Regions from separate parts of the Homo sapiens genome. Here region 1 is linked to region 2. A link is an interaction called in ENCODE POLR2A ChIA-PET data of the cell type or tissue named here. Cell type or tissue: HepG2. All regions are shown on one strand. Links, peaks and the distances in the headings refer to the core of each region. The heading gives the core; the rest is flanking DNA. Region 1 overlaps MAPRE2 (microtubule associated protein RP/EB family member 2). Region 2 overlaps LOC105372061 (a long non-coding RNA gene).

Region 1 (5,000 bases), core at 1-5,000, 160 kb before region 2:
CTTTAAAAGCTAAGCATAGGGTAACACATTCAAGTAACACAACCCAAATTGTAGGATGCTGTGCCTACTAAGAGGTTAATTATGATGGGATATACTCTGAGCCCATAAGCTCAAGGTGCTGCTGCAATTGTGAAGGTCTACAAGATTCTGAAATGATCTGGAAATAAGTAGGGGGGAAAAAACTATTCTTTCTACACTGTCTGTACCCCTGCAGCCCTAAGATTGGTTTCAGTTGTTATACATCAAAATTGACATAATGAAGCTGACAAGTGTGAGGACAGGAATAAAAAATGAACAGCTGGGAGGCTGTATGAAGATGGCAGAGCTCAAAAATGAACATTCATACTCAAAGGATTCAGGAGTGTATGATTTAAGTCTATAAAATCATGAAAAGCCTAAGACAATTTCATTTTCACCAGATCCCAGGATTTCAACCATAGAGTAATATCAGAATAAATGGACATTTTTAAAGTGGAAATTTTCAGATAAAAGGAAATATTACTCTAATAACAAATTTATGGAATATATTACGCAAGAAACATAAGACATAAAAACACCCACATTTGGGTAAAATCTGTTAGCGTTTTCATATGTATTTTAAACATTCTGAATCCCATAGTATCCTTAAGAGGTAAGTATTTTTATTATCATTCCCATATTTTACAGGTATGGGAACAAGGCTCAGAAAGTCACCCAGCTAAGAAATTGCAGAGTGGAATTTAAACTCTGATCTGAACTTCAATTTTTTTTTTTTAAGAAAAACATTCCTTTTTTCTATGCTGCTTTTAGGAAATTATATGTAAAAATTGAAAGGTTCAAAGAGTGTTTGGAAATTTTTATAGATTAAGTTTTAGAAATTTTTATAGATTTTTATAGATAATTCTAAAAGGAAATATAAAGGAAAATGCAAGAGAACATATAAATCGTTTGGACTGGTGTTAGAAGTATCAGCTATACCTTTTCTATTTATAGTAGAATCTTGGGCTTGATAGATCATTAATCTGCTCCAATGTCATGACTTTCCATTTCAGTATATATACACTCATAAGAATTTCATTTTACATATATACAATGTGTATATAAAAATAAACATCATCTCTATATATAATCTTATTGATCGCCCATATATATGAGATACATATCTATATATGTATCTCATATATACATGTATATATATATCTTATTGGTGTCAAAAAAAGTCTCACAGCACTTTTCCAGAAATGCAACACAATCTGTGGAAAAACACATCAAGCCAGATTGGGTTCTGCCACAAACAGCTACTCAAATTGCCCATCTGATTTCCTCACAGGCCAAGGAACTATTATACAGAGATGCCTATATCACTGAGGGATTTAGTTACAACTTTTCACTTTCCATAATCTTATTTGGTACTGATGAAAGGTTAGAAGAAAAGCACAACAACCTCAATTAATTGGACACATCCATGTGATCATACTCTTCATGATGTGAATCATTACAGGTAAATGATTTGTAAAAAAGCTTATTATCTCAAGCTAGTATCAACAAAGAATGGGAAGGCAGGAAACAGAAAACTATGTTGGCCTTTGGATCTGAGCCTTCTCATCTTGAATGAACAGTGACATGTCGTCACACTCTGCTAAGCCAACAGTATTCTTATGTGCAAAACGTCAGTGTTGGACTGATCTCTGGTCTCTAAAATTAGATGATTTTCTAATTCTCAGTCTGTCACCAAGTTCTCTTTTAAGGGATACTTGATATTTCTGCTAATTAGGAGACAATGATGCTCATCTTCATATGACCAAGATGTTTGCCAGTGCTCTTGCTTCTAGCCATCACTGGCTTTTGTCATAGTTAATATAAGAGGAGACTTACTAATAACACTGCTGCCTCTGGTGGAATATTCCTGGGGGCACACACACCCTTTCCAGATTCAGTTCTGGTGACCCTATCTTCCATGTACTTCTCTTTGAGATCTTGACATTAACAAACTCAGTAACATAGCCATATTTTCTATCCAGTAGTTGAATATTAGCAATGAAAAATCTCCTTCATATTAGATTGTTCATACGCAATAATCATAAAGTCATCCCAGCTTTATTTTGGCATTCAGCTCATCATTCCTTGAACTGATGTTCCTGCAGAACTGCAACTATTACCTAAGCCCAAACCTCGTGTTGAAGGAAGCATTCCCCTTTGGGAAATCAGGGCTTTACTAAAGAGGAAAGTGAGGCTGCAAAATACAAGGTTACATATTTCCAGCACATCAGCAGAAATCTCTCTACCTACAGAAATACATGCTGTAAGGAGTTTAATGGCAATTGTGAAATAATGCTTTGAAATATTAACATTTTAAAGGAATTTAAAATCCCAAAGTTCAACTGTATCATTCTAATCTAACAAAAATCTGATTAAATTAGTAGTAGCTTTTTGTTGTTTTCATAGGCATCCTTCACATTCCTGGCATGGAGGAGCAGCTTGAAAGCTTCAGTTACCACAGTATTATTTCAGTCTGTTAAGGGGAACTTTGGACACTGTTTACCTTACCTGCCCCGAGCCACAAATGCCAAAATAAAGATCAAGAGTTCAGAAATCCGGTTTCAACTGAGATTGCTCCCTTGAATTCCCATGGTCCTCAGCTGAGCTTCCTGCTTCTCTCCACTACCTGACATTGTCAGAAGCTTTTTATTCCTATTGTAAATAAGTCCAAAGACAAGTAGCTTTCAAACTGATCCCATGTAGAGGAAAAGGAGTAATAGCCAGCAGGAAGATTTCAACTCCTACAGACACAGAGGCGGCTTATGTGAACTGAAGAGAGTGCTGAAAAGCACCCCATCTTTTCCCTTGAACACACAGAATAAACTGTTGAAGGACATTTTCATCTCTTTTCTTGTACAGGAAAAGAAATAAGCTAGTAATAATCATTCAGGCAGAGAGGCAGATTTTTAAGAGCATCAGCAGATTAATTAAAAGGCCTTGTCAAATCATGTGATTGGTCTTTTATCTGATAAATGCCCTCAGTTTTTCATTAATTCATATGATCTTAAAACCTTTTTAAGAATCTTATAGGCCTGCACCAAACTGCAGTTAAAGGTGCCAGTATCCTCTGTTTATAACCTGCTTTCAACAAGAACCAAGAATACTTTTTTAAAAAGTAATGTTATTTTATTTATTATTTTTTTTTGAGATGGAGTCTCACTCTGTCACCCAGGCTGGAGTGCAGTGGCACAATCTTGCCTCACTGCAACCTCCACCTCCCAGATTCAAGTGATTCTCCTGCCTCAGCCTCCCAAGTAGCTGGGATTACAGGTGTGTGCCACCACACCGGACTAATTTTTGTATTTTTAGTAGAGACAGGGTTTCACCAAAAAGTAATGTAATGTTTAAATCTGAATTTATTAAGAAGCCTGCAGAACTACATTAAATGTTAGGCCTGCTGTAGAGAAAATTGATCAGATATTAATATTACTGTAACAAATTGATTTTAAAAGTGCTTCTTCATAGAAACATCATGGAAGAATAAAGAGTATTTTCTACTATCTTTCAAAAGGAAATTTCAATGGAGTAAAAACCTATATAACAAATAGCCCTTGATTAAGATTTAGGTATCAACATTTTTATTAAAAAGTAAATTTTAGAAAATAGAGATTTTACTGGCAAGTAAAATATCTCATTGGTTTCAGATTTCTTTTCGTCTGCTGATTAATGGTGCAGTGGCCAGCGCTCAGTTTCATGCCTAGATTCTAACACCAGTGATTTCTTGTAGGATAATGTGCTCATCAAATTTTACCAAAATAAGGTGTCTGACTTGGTAAAATATGATTTGGCTTCTCCAGAGGAGCCAAGAAGGAAGAAGTAGGAGAGGCACTGGGAGCACAGGGCAGGAATGGTGTGCAGGACAAAATGTCACTGGCTTCCAGGGAGGCTGATACTGAAACTGGCAGTGCGATGTCTCACAGGCTAGAGTCTGAGAGTGGAGCTAAAGTTAGAATTTGACATTCCAGATAGAGGAGCAAAGGGGACATAAAAAGCTTTTACTACAAATGAAAAACAAGTTCGAAAGTTACATATGAAACCCATTCTGAAGAAGTCAGTTTTCTCATTAGGGTCATGAAAATAGAAAGTTTCATAAAGCTCTAATATCATGGGATATAGCTTCTCCACATGTGCACTCACGTATTCTCACACACTTGTATTACCCTTCTACTTTAATGGACAAAAAGGTGCTTTATTTTTTAAAGGATTGATTAAATATGTAAGGTCAAATTTAAGGTAAGACTTAAATTTAAGGTAAGACTTAAGAAGAGCTTGAGTAGAAGGTAAGAATCTGAAAAGATATGAGATCTTATCTAATTTTTGTAGTCATAGGTCACCTCTAAAGAAATGCCCATCTGTAGGTGGCATGGAGAGATGTCACTTTGTTTATTTAGCAATGTTAAACAAACCAGCAAATACTTATTGAGGAATATGACCTTAGTCTTAATAAGAACCAAGTAACTTAGTCTTGAGAGTCTGGAGAAATACACATGGAAAAACAGCAAAAATACAAAACAACTATAAGTGCTAAACTGTATGGCCTAGATACATAAATATTAGTAATATTTATAAATATAGATACATAAATATTAGTTCCATACAGTTAGTTCAAAGTCTGCCCAATAAAAAAACAACAAAGAGTAATCAGTATTATCAAACACATAAAATCAAGCCAAACTTGCATGATCATTTCAGTCCCCAAGGAGCTTAACTCCGAATGCTGAAGACTTAAAACAAGTACTCAATGAGCGTAAGGCTTTGTAAAGGTCTGATCATTGAAAAGAGAGAGAGAGCTCACATTTTGTTGAATGTGATCAGGAAGAATAGGGCAAAGTGGCATTTGATATGAATTTCAAAGGAGATACTCCAAGCAAAGACAAGGAATCAGGGCATATAAGTGAAACGTGCGTTTGAGGAAATACAGGTTATGGGTAGGGAGGCTGTGGGGATAAATGTTGGAAAGGTGGAATGCAGCTAGATTGCTC
Region 2 (17,540 bases), core at 6,674-11,673:
CTAATCTTGATAGAGCCTGGTTGTATGGCTGATCTTGTGTTTCGACAGGGCCTGGACATGTTACTGAGTTTGCCTTTTCTTTGCATGAGTAACTTTACCATTCACTCTTCTCCATACTTGATGTTACAAAGCAAGTCTCTGATCAACTACTCCTGAGAACCAAATGGGAAAAATTTTAGTGATAAAGCAAAAACACAAGACTCAATTTTATGTGTGCATTGTGTGATTCCATGGCAAAAACATGTAGAAAATGATTGAAAAGAAGTATATGGGATTATAGATAATGTTCATTTCCTTGTTTGTATTTTTCTTGCTGAAACCAGATTTCTTTAGACCTCACTTGCCTGTGTATAAAGATACAGTTACATTAAGAGTAGAAACCCAAATATCTCTGGCATAATTCCCTGTGTGCTTACACAGAACTTGGCTCCTTGTAAACCCACTTCCTTTTCCAACATAAGGAATTCCCAAACATTATTGATCTGAGGTAGAAACTAGGAGTATCCTAGACTCAAGTAGGAACCTTAGCGATATATATTTTTTATCATAAGCATGTATTACAATATCTTCATTATTCTCAGATTCTATATTTTCACATTTATTTATAACCCCAGATTAATACTTGCAGTGTTTTCTGGTCACTCATGGACATGTGCAGAGTGGGAAAAAAAATGGAGCCATCACATGCACATGTTCCCAGCTGAGTGAGCAATGTGATGTCTGCCTTCTTGCTTCAGCTCTTATGCTGTAAACAAGTGTCCTTCTAGTGGTCTATTTAGTGTCATGTTTTTTACACTTTTGTGCTTTTTGTTAATAATTTTGCTGTGTGAAGTGGCCTCCAAGCATAGTGCTAAAGTGCTGTTTGGTGTTCTTAAGTGCAAGAAAGCTTTAATATGCTTTACAGAGAAAATATATGTGTCAGTTTTGCTTCAGGCATTAGTTACAGAACTACTGGCTGTGAGCTCAATGCTCATGAATCAGCAATATATATTAAATAAGGTGTTTTTAAACAGAAACAGAAAAACAAGGTTATGTATTGATCCGTTGATGAAAATGTTGTGGTTAGAAGCTTGCTGGGACCTAACTCTGTATTTCCCCTAGGAACAATGGTTCAGGATTTACTAATTCAGTGTTCATGGTGGCTTTATAGAACACAACTCTCATGAATAATGAGAATTGACTATATTTTAAGAGGGAAAATAAAGACCTAACAAAAAATACAGACTAGAATGCATATGAACCAGTAAGATTAACATTAATAATTCTAACTGATGGAGGAAGACCAGAAATTGTAAAAGGATGTGGGGTCCAAGATCCAGAAGCAGGTACCTTTCCATTTTAGGCTTGAGGGAAAGAGATAAGGGAATAATCAGAAGAAGAAAATTTGAGGGGATGGAAGGGAATGGCAGAGTTGAAGACCAAATTTAAGGAGTTAAGGGCATCTACTAAAGATGATGTGGGGGGTTAATTAGGGACCCAAAAAGGATGTCAGCATTTTGGAATAGTCACTGAGAGGTACTAAGGCTAAGAAATGAAATGGTACTTAAAATGAAAGAACAAGCAACACAATTATAATTTATGACTTTTTTTTTGTTAAGATACATAGAAAAATGAGGTTTATAAGCAGATTGTATGGAATCTATTGTATAGATTGTTTAAACAGGCAGAATACTAACAAAATAATATTGTTTTCCCTAAGCCCTTGGCCAGGCTTCTAAATTGGATGTGTGGTGGCAGAACTATCATTTCCAGGCAAAACGTATATGTTCTTGATACTAAAATAAATTGTTTACGTGTTTTTCAAGTGCTAGTCCTTATGTTGTATATTTGTAGACATCCATTTAGTAGTAATTGGCAATTATTTATTGAACATCTACTAGATTACAGAAGCCAGAAATACATAAGAAATTAAACCTAGCCTCAGCCATCAAGAATCTTAGCTAAGGGTATATACTCCCAAATGAAGAGACAATTATGATTCAGTGTGGTGAGTGCTGCAGTGGGATAGACATGGGATACGTGGGAACAGCTGGGAAGCCTCAGACCCAGTCCTGGAGGTTTCATGAACGAGATAACCGGACTGAGATAATTGGGCTACAAACAGCTGGCTGGGAGGGATTCTAGGTGGTACAAAGTCCCAGAGATACAAACCACATAAAATTGCATACCAGAATTAATATCAAAGTATCTATTCTATTCTATTTTTGTATTACATTGTCAAAACCAGTGGCTGGCCTGAGTGCTCTTATAATTTTTCTGTGTAAAGTTTTATGTGACAATTATCATAATCATCATCAAAATTTTAATGTCAATATTTCTATAAATTGCATTTATTATTTATTCTTTTAAACTATTACATGTTCTGCCACTTTGATTATAATCAGAATATATTTAAAATTTGAATGGCCATAAAATAAAATAAATTGTTATCAATTTATAAACACGCTAAGCAGAAATAAAAATAGACATTTGTCTATCTATCAAACTATTTTAGAAACTCCACAAAGATGATTTAAGAACACGTTTTGTAACATGGAAAGGATTTTAGGTGAATTTTTTACTTAATATCTTTATTAACTAGCTTTTCTAAAATAGTTATAAATAACCCTCAAGCATTTTTTATAAGCCAATCTTTTTCTCCCAAGCAAAGTTGTGAGAAAATGTTCAACTAATAAGCCTTAAAGTTAAGGATTCTGGCAAAGTTTGACATTATAAACACATATATTTTTTGAAGAATAGAGAATTTTTATAAATATTCATTCTGGATGAATACTCTGCTTGGAAGTGGTTTGTATTTCAAATAAAATAAACTTTACATTGATTTATCTGTCTTTTGTATATGGAATAGGAGATATAAGTGATTTCAGATGTGTTGGGAGTTCTTTTTATTATTCAATTGGCTTTTATTAAAACACTATCATATAATACTTCCTTGCAACTAGAGTCTTTTTTGCTTTAGGACAATTTAAAATTACATAAATATTTCTTTTTTTCACACACAGACTCATTGAAAACAGTTTGGCACTAATTAGAGAAATTCATGTAAGTTATGTGGTCATATATTGCATATTAGCCATTTTCTCTGACCTGTCAATTGGAAGAATGTTGCTATAAAAATATGGAGAACAGTATTTTAAATAAATGGTCAAACTGCATTTGGCACTTATCAGAGCTGGCTAAGGGATCTTGCATACTATTAGATGTATTTGAAAGTGTATTATTGGTTTAAGGAATACCACTGTGGGCTTTTTTTTTCTTCCCTAAATAAGTCATTTGAATTCCTATAACTTTTTTTGCATAAGAGTGAGTGTTGTACTTCATAAGAAATGTGTTATTTATGTCAGTATATTTCCATGATGCTGCTGTGGTTTCAATTTTATATTGACATAACATAGAGTCATGAATGGGCATTTGGGATTTTTAAAAAATCATTGAATTGATATATTTGAACTGAAATGCTGTCTATTTTTCTGTTTGCTGTTGGAAATAGATGCAGAATGTTTGCATTATTAATAGAGGGCTTTGGGTTAGTAGTTTCATGCAAGTGAATGGGATGTACAATTAATGACAGAAATTAAATTATTTTAAAAATAGTTTCAGTAGAGGAGAGAGACTAAGTTATTAACTTGACATTTTAGATATGAATTATTAAGTTACTGAATATGAAAACGTTATATCACAGAGGTATAGCCAAGGGAAAAATCACATTTGCTTTAGACTAAATGTAGCAGAAAATGAGAACCGGGAATATTCCCTCTCGCCATATCTATGATATACACATATGATAGATTTCCATGTGAATACCCAGATGTTGAAGAAATTCTCAGTAGTTTTTCATACATCATAGTGGACAGTTGTTACAACTATTAACATTATACTGTATCAGCAAATTGTGGACTGCTATTCAGGATAAGCTGTGCTTATACACAGTTCTCACATAGCTAAAGCAAGTGAGTGCAAAAGATACAAGGACATGCTGGGTGCGGTGGCTCACGCCTGTAATCCCAGCACTTTGAGAGGCCAAGGCGGGCAGATCACGAGGTCAGGAGATCGAGACCATCCTGGCTAACACGTTGAAACCCCGTCTCTACTAAAAATACAAAAAAACAATTAGCCAGGCGTGGTGGAGGGCACCTGTAGTCCCAGCTACTCGGGAGGCTGAGGCAGGAGAATGGTGTGGACCTGGGAGGCGCAGCTTGCAGTGAGCCCAGACGGCGCCACTACTGCACTCCAGCCTGGGTGACGGAGCGAGACTCTGCCTCAAAAGAAAAAAAGAAAGATACAAGGACATGCAGGAAGTCATTCTATATATATATCTGAAAAGAAGCAAATCATTTTTAAATGTTGATACTTCACTAAGGCAAGCCGTGCATTTGATTATTGTACACTAGTCTGTTCCAATAGCATATTGAAAAACTGCTGGCCTAGAGGACTCTGGCTATGGAGAACACCCATGCATTATGAGTCATCAAGATTTCTTTATTATCAGTGGAAAGTGGCATTACAAGACCTGAATTAATTGCAACATACAGATTTTATTGGATTGAGCTGTTCACCAAGTAGCACTATTGATTAAATTCTAAGATAAATGCTTTGATGAAATCTTGAAATCAATAAATCTATTTGCATTATGACTTTAAATCATTTGTTATTTTAAATGGATGTGATGGTGAGCCATCTGGGAATATAATTTGATGAATTATAGATAAAAATAATGATTGGACTTTATTTATATCAACTGGGTTTTTTTTGGATCTCCAGTTGGGTGCCATTTCTAGAGAGTTTTGAGAATTAGGACTTGGACACATTTGAATAAATATTATATTCCAGGCATTGTGCTTGGGAATGATGTATGTCTTTGTTAAAAATAAAAGGATTGTTTTCCTTTGGCAATTAAGGTGCTGTTTAAAAGCTGTAAAGATGTAGTTACCCACAATGACATCATTCTAAGGCCTGGAAAATGGAAAAGGTTAAGATATGGAGAACAGTGGCTCTCAAGTTTTTTTTCAGTGGAGAGATAAGAAATTAAACAACAAAAAGAACATGACACAGGAAATATTTAAGGTGAAAGAATATAATTTTTTCATAAGAATAACTGAATTAAATATTTTTCTTTAATATCAATTAAAATTTTTTGAAGGAAATAACATAAGAACTGTTTCTTTTTTTCCTTATAAATTATTTATAGGGCAAAAAGGAGACTTTCTAGCAGGACACTGAAAAAGACAAGGAACCCTTGTGCGGATGAAATGCTAAGTGAAGTGTTAGGTAGTTTAATGTACAGTGTAGAGACAAGTAATATTGGCTCATTTCTGTAAACAATGAAAGGATTGTGTCATTTTGATTGCTGTTCCCTCAGGTAATTCCTCAAATGACAAAATGAATTTATCTACATTTCTAATAATGAAATCAGCTTCATCACTGGAATGGGATCCTGGTAGCAGACTTCTCAGTCATCTTGCAGCAATGTGGGTAAGCTGTACTGGCTCTCTTATTTATTCAACACCTATTTATGTCAGCAGTGGTCTAAGTGGTGGGAGTACAATTTAAAAAAAAAAAATCAATGATTTTTCAGTTTACTGAGAAGAGTGAAGGTAACAAATATAAGGCATTCACAAGGGAAAAAACAGCAGCTGCATTCTCCCCAATTTCCCCTTCTGCCTGTACATGTAAGACCTAGCTTAGTCATTGTGACTGATTGTGCAGAAACACTACTCACAAAATACCCATACACATTTCCTAATACCCATATAATGAAATGGGATCATGTGACTAGCTATGGTCAGTGAGTTGGACGTAGAAATAGAATTGATATAGTTCACTTCTAGGAGAAAGCATTATTAACAGGTATGTGATACTCCAGTTCTCTCTTCTTCACTGTGGTGACCCGGAATCCATGTGTTCTAGATGGTGTAGCTATAACAAGGAATTAGACTGGGTCCTTGAGTCATCGTTTTGAAGGGAGCTATGCTGAAGAGCCTCTAGACTCATGGTAGACTTGCTGTGTGTTAATCCATTGATAGATCATGGTTGTTGATCTTGCAGCATAACCTATCTTATGCTGACTAATGGATTGCCAGTAACTGATATTCCCCTGCTGCCGCCATCAGTAATCCAGAGATGAAACTTCCAAGCACATTAACAGTGTTCTAGGAAAATTTAGGGGACTCATTCTTTAATTCTTTAACTTATAATTTAAACATAGGATAGCTTAGCCTTAATCTCACCTACCTTTTTCCCTTACTACAAACTTTTCACTTTTGGCCCAGTATTTTAGTTGGACAAAGAAAATGTGCTACACTCAAGTAGGCTAGGTGATTATTATTCATGCCTAACCTTGATGTTGCTGGATTTTTGTTAAACAGAATCTTTGGAACTTGAACCTGTTGAAGGTAACAATAATAAGTCAGCACAGACAGTCACCACTTAAGAGAGATTGGTACTGATAAGCACTCTAATGACTCCTATTGTCTGCATAATGATGGTGGTGATGGTAATGCTAATGTCAGCTAACACTTCTATGGCACTTTAATATGTACCAATCATGAGTTTAAATTCTTTTCTATATATTAACTCATTTAATTTGTAATTAATGGTGTTCCCCAATTCTACTTCTACTCGTCATGAGTACTAACTTCATTTCACTGCTCAGTGAAATTTCTTCCAACTCCTCCAGGAACAATGATCACTTCTTCTGAGCTTCCTTACAACTTGGTACATATTTTTGTTAAGCATGTATAAGATTATATTGCAATTATTTGTTGATGTGTCTCGAACATCATATAATCCATAAGGGCTGCTTCTTGTTCAATTTTATATTCCCCAAACTTACACATTGTCTAGAACACCAATCAACATAAGATGAATGATTGAAAAAATAAATTTAATAAATGAGTGAATAAATAATTGAAATTACATGAATTTTTCCATTTGTTATGGCCAAGAGAGTACCGACAAATAAAAAACTGGGAAAATGGTCTTTTTACAGTGAAAACAAAAGGTTTTTACAGCTTTATAGTAACCCTGAAAATTTATAACAATAATTTTAGGCTTCACCTTCAAAGCAGCTTTTAATCAGGTATATTCTTTGGCCTGGATAATCAGATGTGACCCCATGGGGGAAAATGACACAAGAGCATTAGAAAGATTGATTTGTAAGGAGTCTCTTTCGTGCCTAGAAAGTGGTATTTTATACCCTTCGGGACATGGGTAGAAAATGGCCTAGTGCTCTTAGCTAGTGTCTAGGACTTAATGGAGTGGTTCTCTATAATCAGATATGAGACCTTTTAAGTAACTTAAAGGCAAAACTGCAAAAGCTTAAAATCTGGTAGCAAAACAACAGTGTTCATTGGCCTTCACTAGGATTAATGGCTTAAATTGTTATTATTTGCTATTTAATAAAAGAGAAATAATGCAACTGAAGGTTTTCTTTCAGAATTAAAGCATTCTGATAAATGATTCTATTGGAACTTTGACATAATTTTTATTCCAATATGTTAAAATCAAGGTCATTGATGGGTATGTGGACTTCCAGGCAAAAAAGGATGTCTCAGAAAGAACTCTTGAACATTCCTTACTGTATTGTCAACTTGGGAAATATTAAGGCTCTGTAATCTTCAAATCTGAAAGGGAATAAAATAAAAAAAATTTATTGCTATGATTAGTAACATTAGTAGTAACAGACATTTATTGAACTCTTACCATGTTTCAGGCATGCTGCTAATTCTGTATGCATTTTACCTTATTAAATCTTCCAAGCATCTTTTTGAGAGTTGTGTTATTATTTCCATTTTACAGATAAGGAAACTAAGGCACAGAGAGGTTAAGTAAATTGTCCTTGTCACAATCTCACATAGTTAATAAGCAATCCTAAAGCCCAATTCTTAATCTACACACTGCACATGCTCCCTATGGATGGGAATGGAGTTCTTTTTCTTCTTTTCCCCATCTTAATTGGGGTATAATTGACAAATAAATTCATCTATATTTAAGGTATACAATTTGATGTTTTGATATACCCATACATTGTGAAGTGATCACCAAACCACAATCAAGCTAGTTAACATATCCATCATCTCCTAAAGCTACTTTTCTTTTGATATGGTCAGAATACTTAAGATCTACCCTCTTAGCAGATTTCAAATATAGAATACAGGATTATTTACCATAGTCTCTATACTGTATAGTAGATCTCCAGCGCTTATTCATCTTGCATAACTGAAACTTTGTATCCTTTGACCACAACTCCCCATTTCCCCCAGCCCCCAACTCCTGGCAACTGCTGTTCTACTCTGTGCTTCTATGAGTTTAACTATTTTAGATTCCTCATATAGGTGAGATCATGCAACATTTGTCTCTCTGTGTCTGTCTTATTTCACTTAGCATATTATCCTCCAAGTTCATCCATATTGTTGTAAATGGTAGGATTTCCTTCTTTTTCAAGGCTAAATAATATTTGTGTGAGTGTATGTGTTTATTGTGTATCACTCCCGTGGCTCTTTTCCATGTTGCTGAGGTTGGGAAACAAGCTGGACTAGTACGAGGCTCATTCCTTTTAGTACCTTCCCACCAAAAAGTACTTTCCTCTTGGATCTACTATGGTTGGTTAGGAGGCTGGGGAACACACCCTTTTCTGAGAATCCTTTGCAACCCACAACTCTAATTTGGGTTGTGCCTAAGATTAGACAATGGGGACTTAAAAGAAACTGCCGACTCTCTCTGCCATTCAAAGGGACAATCTATGCTGTGTTGTCTAGATACCTCATATATCATTTTTTCATGATTCTCTGCATGATAAAAATTTTAAGAGACCACATGTTTTAAGAAAATATTATAAAAAAGAAAGCCAAACAAACTGAAGTTCAATTTAGGGCTAATGAATATCTGGAAGTCTTTTCCGCAGACATTTTTATCACAGGTGGTTGGACAACATTTATTTTTTAAACAGCTCATAGGTGCCTATACAAATTATACAATTAGAAAGATTTCATCTTTGTGGTAAATGGAAATAACTAGGGAATCCTAAAACTATCTGAGCATGGTTTTGTATCAGTAATAATAAAAATAACAGATTGTTTCATAACTGAATTTTGATATTTGTACAACTCATAAAATACTTTTACTAGTGTATTATATGATTAGATTTATAGAAACAGTTTTTGAGGTACATAGCTTGGGTGTTCTTATGAATTCTTACTTTATAGATGAGGAAACAGATGCTTGTTAGGTTACATGACTTGACCACAACCAATGGGGACTCACATCATATGCTCTGCCTTAAATCTCATAGTTTCAGCTTTGCAACACCTGACCTTTCTACCCAACCCATGACTCAGCTCTGTGGCCAGCCTCATGAGGGGATTAAGGAAAATGGGAAGAAGAGGCCTAAGTAATTTTTTCATAGATTATTGAAAATTGATTCATAAGACCTGGAAATTGAAATGTTGAAAGCACGGCTATCATCACAGCTAATTATGGGGTTGCAGATGAGTTCGACTTATCTGGGCTCAATGACTAAGGCTTTTAGATTCTCTCCTTCCCTCCCTCCCTTCCTCTCTTTCCAGAATTTGTTTAGCTAAAGTGACTTATGATTCATTCAACAAATATTTACAAAGCCCTAATCCACTTGCCTGGAAAATGCCCTTCTCTGAAAGTCAACCTGGCCCCACTGGATTCGAACAGTAAGTTCTGAAAAGAAGATCTAAGCTTTTCATACTGTTATTGGTTCAGTATTGCCTGGCTCCTTAGGGGCTTAAATGGCATAATAACTGGGGGCAAAAATTCCCATTACTGTACACATGCTATGTATAAGACACAATGCAAGATATTTGGGATGAGCAGAAAACAAAATGCAATAAAACATATTCCTTAGTGATCTTATAATTTAGCAAAATAGTTTCTAGGCCTAAATATTATGTGCCAATTCATATTTTTTCCTCTCTTGGACAATGTAGATTCTTCAGTATTAAAAGACCTAGTGTAATGAGGAAAAAAGATGTACTCATTTATTTAATTCATAGTGAGTGTCTGCTATGTGATCAGGTAACATCCCAGGCCCTGGGGAACAAAAGCAGCCTGAAACCACCTTATAAACCCCTGCCTTAACTCAAATAGGGGGAACAATTTAAAAAGAAATAAACATAAAAACTAAATGAAATGGTCCAAATTGTGTTATGTGTGAAGAGGCCAAAAAATAAAAAAAATAAAAAAATCAAGGGGCTAAGAAAAACACATTTGGAGAGGGGACCTCCTTTAGGTAGGACGCTCATGAAAGCATTTGGAGGGCTTCATTTAAGCTGGGACCTAGGGATGAAAAGAGTTAGTCATATGAAGAGAGAGGGCAAAGGCCTTCCAGGCAGAGGGAACGGCAGCAAAAAGTCAAAGGTCAGATTTCATTCCCACCAGGGCTAGAGTCAAAGATTCAAATGACGTGGTCAGGATTTGGTCCTGCTCTTCACCTCGCAGCTCTGCTTCCCTGTGTAGTAGTTTCATTCTAAGCTATGCCCTCACCATGCTCATGGCCAAGGCCCCATGTCCTGCTTGGCACTGAGGGTGCAGAAACCCACGGTGGGAGGATTTTACCAGAGGGAAAATGGATTCTGGGTAGGTAAAAACAACCTCCCCCTCCCCCATCCTTGAAGCCTGATTTGAAAACCCTTGAAGCCTGAAAGAGTTCCAAACAGATGGAGGATGAGTGTGGCAGGTTGTGGGAGGAGATCCGCCAAGATTGGGTGGGGCTGGTAGCGAGGGATGCATCCTCTAGGTGTTAGGAAGAGCAGCTTGGATTGGATCCTAAGAGCACTGGAAAGCTGTTAAAGGGTTTTAAATGGGAGTGATATAATTTGATTCATCTAATTTCTAAGATTTTTTCAAACATTTAAAATTATCCTCTATTTGAAAATAATTTCAAATTTATGGACAAGTTGCAATAATAAGAATACTATGTGGGATACTCATGTACCCTTTGTTCAGATTCACCTAATGTTAACGTTTAGTCTCATCAGTTTTATTATTTGCCTCCTCTATCTGTTTCTCTCTCCCTCTGTCTCTATCTCTCTTCTGTTTCCCTCTCCCTCTGTCTCTATCTCTCCCTACACACAAGAATAATCACACACATAAAACATACACATATAATATTTTTGAGCCATTTTCGAGTAAGTTGCATTATATTATCATAGCGCTCTACCCCTAAAACCTTCAGCATGTTTTTATTACTAAGAATATTCTATGACAAAACCTCAGTACAGTTAGCCACTTCAGTACCTTTAATTGTAATACAATATGTTAATGAAATCTAACATCTGCATTCCAGTGTTGTCAGTTGACCCAATAATGTCTTTTATAGATTCTTCCCCTCTCCTGTACAGGATATAGTATAAGATCACATACTGCATTTGGTTTTCATGTCTCTTTAGTCTCTTTTAATCTGGAACATTTCTGCAGCCTCTCTTTGTCTTTTATAGCATTGACTTCTTTGAAGAATACAGAATGTTCCCCATTTGGGGTTCCTCTGATGATTCCACGTGGTCAGATGGAGATATATGTGCCAGACTGAAATACTACATAAGCGATGTTGAGTCTTTCTCACGGTTTCACATCTAGAGACACATCATGTCCATCTGCCCATCATTGGCAACACCGATTTTGCTCCCCTGGTGTAGGTTTTGTCCAATTTCTCCTCCCCATTATTATATTATTTTGAAGCACATAAACAATCTGTGAGGAGTTACCTAAGACCATGCAAATATCCTGTTTCTCATGAAAAATTTCCCCAGGATTTAGCATCCACTGATAATTTACTTGAATCAGTCTTTGCTATGATGATAACAAAATGTGATTTTTCCAAAACTGCACTCCTTCCACATTTTATCGGTCAGTTCCATAAGCAAGAATACTCCTCTCTCCTATTTCTTTATTTGTTACTGGTATGGACTCATGGACATAGTTTTTCTAATAGTCTGTACTTTTTTACTATTCCTAATTGTTTTAGTCATCAAATTGTCTCAGATTTGGCCAGTGATAGACTTTTCCAACTGAAACCTGAATCTTGTGACATGCTCCCATGAAATTTTTTTAAGTACATTTTTACTATCTGGAAAAACAAGGTGTTCCATGCTTACCTGTACTTTCCTTGACCCAGCCTCAGAATCAGCTGTTTTTCTGAGAATCCTTGGTATTTGTTAGTGAGGAATGGGCATAGAGACCAATATCTGGGTGCTAGGCATAAAAATTGCTATTGGCATGGCTCCAGAGGCAGAGGTAGAAAATATATGCATATCTTACACCCATGTAAATATGGATACATACATGTACATGTACACACACATATATACATCAATCTACACATATACATGCATACATGCAAACACCTACGTATTCCATTTCTAGTTTAGAAAGCATGTGTTGACATTTATACCTCCAATTGTAATCCACTGCACAGGGTTGTTCATCCTCATTGCTTTTATAGTTAGAATTTGACTCTCAGCAACATCAACATACTTATTCATTTGCTCAATCCTGTAATGCATCTGAAATAGTTTCACAATTGCTTCTCTTTGTCACTAAACACATCCAATTGTATTTTTTTTTTTTTTGAGACAGAGTCTCACTCTGTCACCAGGCTGGCATGCAGTGGTGCAATCTCGGCTCACTGCGACCTCCGCCTCCTGGAATCAAGCGATTTTCCTGCCTCAGCCTCCTGAGTAGGGGTATTACAAGTGCGTGCCACCACGCCCAGCTAATTTTTGTATTTTTAGTAGAGATGGGATTTCACCACATTGGCCAGGATAGTCTTGATCTCTTCACCTCATGATCCACCCGCCTTGGCCTCCCAAAGTGCTGGGATTACAGGCGTGAACCACCGTGCCTGGCCCAAACGCATTTTAAAAGTTCAGGGTTTGGGCCAGGTGCAGTGACTCATGCCTGTAATCCTAGCACTTTGGGAGGCCGAGGCGGGCGGATTGCCTGAACTCAGGAGTTCGAGACCAGCCTGGGCAACACGGTGAAACCCCGTCTTTACTAAAATACAAAAAAAAAAAAAATTAGCCGGGCGTGGCAGCATGCACCTGTAGTCCCAGCTACTTGGGAGGCTGAAGCAGGAGAATTGCTTGAACCTGGGAGACAGAGGCTGCAGTGAGCCGACATCGTGCCACTGCACTCCAGCCTGGGCAACAGAGCAAGACTCTGTCTCCAAAAAAAAAAAAAAAAAAAGTTCAGGGTTTGTTTGTTTTTCTCCTTCTCCCCTTGTCTCCCCAAACCTGAGGGTAGATAATAAAATATTGTGTTCACACATGACTTAGATTCAATCTCTCTCTCTTTTTCTCCTTCTGTGTGATTATTTATTTGAATTACAATTGGGTTCACTTGTTTTAGTTTGATTTCAGCTTCAGTTTTCCTCTTTCCTAACCTTGTTGATTTAATCTTGTCAGGACATTAACAACCTTCTGAAAGAAAAATTAAATGGGAAGTTATCCTCAGAGAAGCGTTACTCCCTCTCACATCCCTTCCACCCTGTTCACTCTGCTCCCAACCCCTTGGAGGTAACCAACTTCATTGCTTTCTAATTAATCTTTCTTGAACTCCTTTTGTAAGGATAAGCAGGTAAATTCATGCTTTCTTGTTTTCCTCTTTCTTTCTTACAGAAAAGGCACATACTCTGTGTATTGTTTTGTACTGTGCTTTTTTCAGTTAACAATATCTCCTGAAAATTCTCCATATAAGTTCATATTGTTCTTTTTCTTTTTCATAGCTGTGCAATACTCCATATGTGTATGTATCATAGTTTTTTTCAATCTCTTATGCCCAACATTTGGATAGCTTCCAATATTTTGCCATGATAGATAATGCTGCAATAAATAGCCTCTTCCACACATGTATTTCCATATGTTGGAGAGCTATCTTCACAGTAAATTTCTAGATGTGGAGTTGCTGGATAAATAGCTAAATGCATATGTACTTTTATTAGATATTGAAAAACTCCCCTCCATAGAGACTGTATTATTTCTTGTGTCCCTCCTGCAATCCATTTGAGGGAATGAAATCTCTACTACCTTACAAGACAATGTATTGCTCTTTGCCAAACTATCTGCCATTATTTCTTATTTGGATCAAGTTCATTTTTCAGGAGATTTTTTGAGAAGGGCACATGAGTACATTAGGAAATAATTTCTTGAGTTCTTGCATGCTCAAAGACATCTATTTACAGCATTGATTGTTGAAGAACAGTTTGGATGGATACAATATTCTTAATTTACACATTTTTAGTTTTTTTTGAAAATGTTGTTACTATGTGTTGAATATGTCCCTGAAAGTTCATGTGTTGGAAACTTAATCCCCAATGCAACAGTGTTGGAAGGTGGGGACTAATAAGAGGTGACTAGGTCATGAGGGCTTTAACCTCATGAACAGATTAGTGTCATTATGATGGGAGTGGGTTATTTATCTCAAGAGTGAGCCTGATATAAAAACAAGTTTGCCCTTCTCTTGCTCTCTCGCTTTTGTCCTCTCTTGCCCTCCCACCTTCCACCATGGGATGATGCAGCATGAACGTCCTCACCAGATGCTGATGCCATCCTCTTGAACATCCCAGTCTCCAGAACTGTGAGCCAAATAAACTTCTCCTGTTTATAAATTACCCAGTCTCAGATATTCTGTTATAGTGACACAAAATGTACTAAAACAGTGGGTCAGTTGTTGCCTTGTTTTGTATGTTGTTTTTGACAAGGCCAATGCCAGTTTATTTCTCTGCCATAAGGTGGATCTTCTAGTAATGACTTCTCTCAGCTTTTGTTTATCTGGGAACAACTTTATTTTCTGTTCATTTTTGAAAGACAGTTTTGCTAGATGCAAGATTCTTGGTTGACAGATTCTCTTAGCACTTTGGATATTTCATCCCACCTGTTTTAGCCTCTATCTTTTCTGATGAAAAGACAGCTGTTAATCTAGTTGGATTCTCTTGTAGAGGATGATTCATTTTTATCTTGCTGCTTTCAAGATTTTCTTTTCCATTTGTCTTTCAAAAAATGTCAGGGTATGGATCTCTGTGTTTACACTATTGAGAGTTCATTTTTACTTCTTTCTTTATCTCTTTTTTTTTTTTAATTCTCATTTGAATCTAATTTTGGGTACCTTTTGATTTCTGATATAATTTTATCTTTTTCTCTCTTTCTTGAATTCAGCTTTCATTTTATTTCTTCTTTCCCATTCCCCTCTATTTCCGTTCTTGATTTTTGTTTTTGTAGTTCAAGGCTTTTTCATACTTACAAATATTTGTGTAAAAGTGTTTAATTCTGTTTGGAGTATTTTATGACAATTTCTTCAGCTTTGTGGTTGATTTTGTGGGGAGGGGTTTTGTTGACTAAAATGTCTCAACTCACATTTTCTGAGTTGTTCTCCAGCTTTTGTATGGATGTGGTCTGCTATTTGTATTCCTATTCATTTTGTAGTCAGTGCTCCTAGTTTGACAATTCTCTATTCTGATGTTTCTACCCTCTGAGTTGCTTTTATGGATGGTGTTGTTTGATAGTGTCAGGAAGACAAAAAATTGTGTGCTTTGTTTTTTTTGTTTCTTTAATTATTTTATTTAATTTAGTAAATATCTTTTCCTTTTCTCACATTCTACTTTTCTTTTACTGCTATATTTCCAAGGGTTACATCTCCTTTCCTGTACAACTGATTTTTCCCCTGAGTAATGCTTCTCAGAGACTGCTGCTTCTGGTGCCATCATCCTCAAACCCCTTCCCTTTAGCTGGTATTGTTAATTACCAAGTTCTCCCCTGTGATTAGTGTTTACTGCTGGATCTTTCTCTTTCTGGGGATGCTTTTGTTTGTACCATGTTTCAGTTATCTGTGCCTCTTTGATCTTTTCATAGTCTCTTAAGGATTGCCTCCTCCACTCTTTTCACCCACAGGCTTGTAGTGGTAGGTAGGCATCAGGAGCTCAGCTGGAGTTTTTTTTTCTCTACTTACAGAGAATTTGAGTGTCATGATATTCTCTCTCATAATACTGCTAAAGGAGTGGATTATGTATGATTTTATTTGCTCTCTTTGTTGGTTTTATGTTTTTTCACGGGGTGGAGGTTGAGTGGTAGATTCCAAATTAGGCAGTCACCATGAACCATTTAAAAAAAAAATTTGTTTTTTGAGATAGGATCTTGCTCTGTCGCCCAGGCTGGAGTGTAATGGCACAATCACAGCTCACTGCAACCTTTGCCTCCCAGGCTCAAGTGATCCTCCCACCTCAGCCTTCTGAGTAGTGGGACTATAAGTGAATGTCACCATGCCTGGCTACTTTTTGTATTTTTTTTTTTTAGAGATCGGGTTTCTCCATGTTACCCAGGCTGGTCTTGAACTCCTGGCCTCAAGTGATCTGCCCGCCTTGGCCTCCTAAAGTGCTGTAATTACAGGCATGAGCCACTGTGTCTGGACATTTTTAAAAATTTTAAATTTCTGAAATCAAGATATATCTTACAGTTATGTAATAAGAAAGCATTATGTCATAGTCTAAATGGTATGTGCTTTCTGATGTACATACCTTGTGGAGGTGTGTTTCTCTGGTACTATTTAAAAAGCACATTAATACTTATTACTTGTTTTTCTCACAATGTTCCTGTTGGGGTGGCAGGTCAGGTATTGATATTATTATTTCACAGGTGAATAAGTACAGGTCTGGTGTGACAGAAACATTTATAGCTATTCACCTAAAATGCATGATCTCCCTGGCTAGACCACATTTCTCAGGCCCTGGCTCCAACCTTACAATCAAGCATAGCCATTTGGCTAGTTCTAGACATTGGAATGTGAGTGAAAGTGAAATGTGTCACTCGTAGGCCAGACTCCTAAGAGGCAAGTGAGACTTCTCCACACTTGCTTTTCTTTTCCATTAGCTAAAAGCAGATAACTCTAAAGCTCTAGTGGATGGAGAAATTTTTAAAACTGGATGAGCCTGAATCCCTGAATAACTGTGTGGAGGAAAGTTGCTGCTGACTTGGAGTATTTGCATTGAACTGTCCTATGAACAAGAAACAATTTTCTATCACCAATGAAATGTTGGTATTTGTTCCACAGCTGATGTTATCTTAACTCGTATATCTGGAAATATTAAATGTCTTACACAATATCTCATAGTTAGTGAATAGTAGAATGATGGCTAAGACCCAGATCTCTTATCTCTTTGTTAAATGTTTTGATGGATCTCTATTGCATAGGTACCACGGGATCTTGGAACTGAGCATACTTTTTATAGAAAACTCTGAAAGTAGGTAAGTAGATAGTTGCATTAAATGCTCATTTAAAAATTATGTTTTAGATTTTGAAATAGGTAAAATGAATACATCCGTCCTGGATTCCTTATAAATCTGTGAAACTGATTTTAGAGATTATTGAGAAATAACAACTATTAGTAGGATAATAGCAGTTTTTTTTGTGGTACAAAACTGAAATGCACTTCTTAACAGTGAGACACCAACAGTGTGCATAATATTTTATCCCAGATGGCTCTCTCTTTTGCCAATTTTATGTGGAAATCAACAGCTTGTCTGGGA

The links. ChIA-PET counts read pairs that join two places held together with the same protein. Peaks named below come from ENCODE experiments on the same cell type or tissue, not always from the same donor. Only the 100,000 strongest peaks of a DNase experiment are listed, where the experiment ranks them.
Region 1: POLR2A ChIA-PET joins it to region 2 with 7 read pairs; 2 of 35 experiments call an interaction of 5 or more read pairs at or near these places.

Annotation. Positions count from the first base shown.
Region 1 is chr18:35,082,437-35,087,436 of GRCh38, reverse strand. The region is part of intron 2 of MAPRE2 (microtubule associated protein RP/EB family member 2); the gene reads right to left. Among named protein-coding and RNA genes, the nearest start is that of MAPRE2, 44 kb to the right of the region's middle. In HepG2, for the core only: no CTCF peak of the experiment used is centred there; DNase peaks (open chromatin) are centred at 1,586 and 2,566; H3K4me3 peaks cover 799 bases.
Region 2 is chr18:34,921,463-34,939,002 of GRCh38, reverse strand. LOC105372061 (a long non-coding RNA gene) reads left to right here. Exons shown (of 9, transcript XR_007066333.1): 2 at 5,360-5,472; 3 at 17,205-17,258. Among named protein-coding and RNA genes, the nearest start is that of MAPRE2, 110 kb to the left of the region's middle. RefSeq lists an enhancer at 9,444-9,738. In HepG2, for the core only: no CTCF peak of the experiment used is centred there; DNase peaks (open chromatin) are centred at 9,592 and 10,372; H3K4me3 peaks cover 1,743 bases.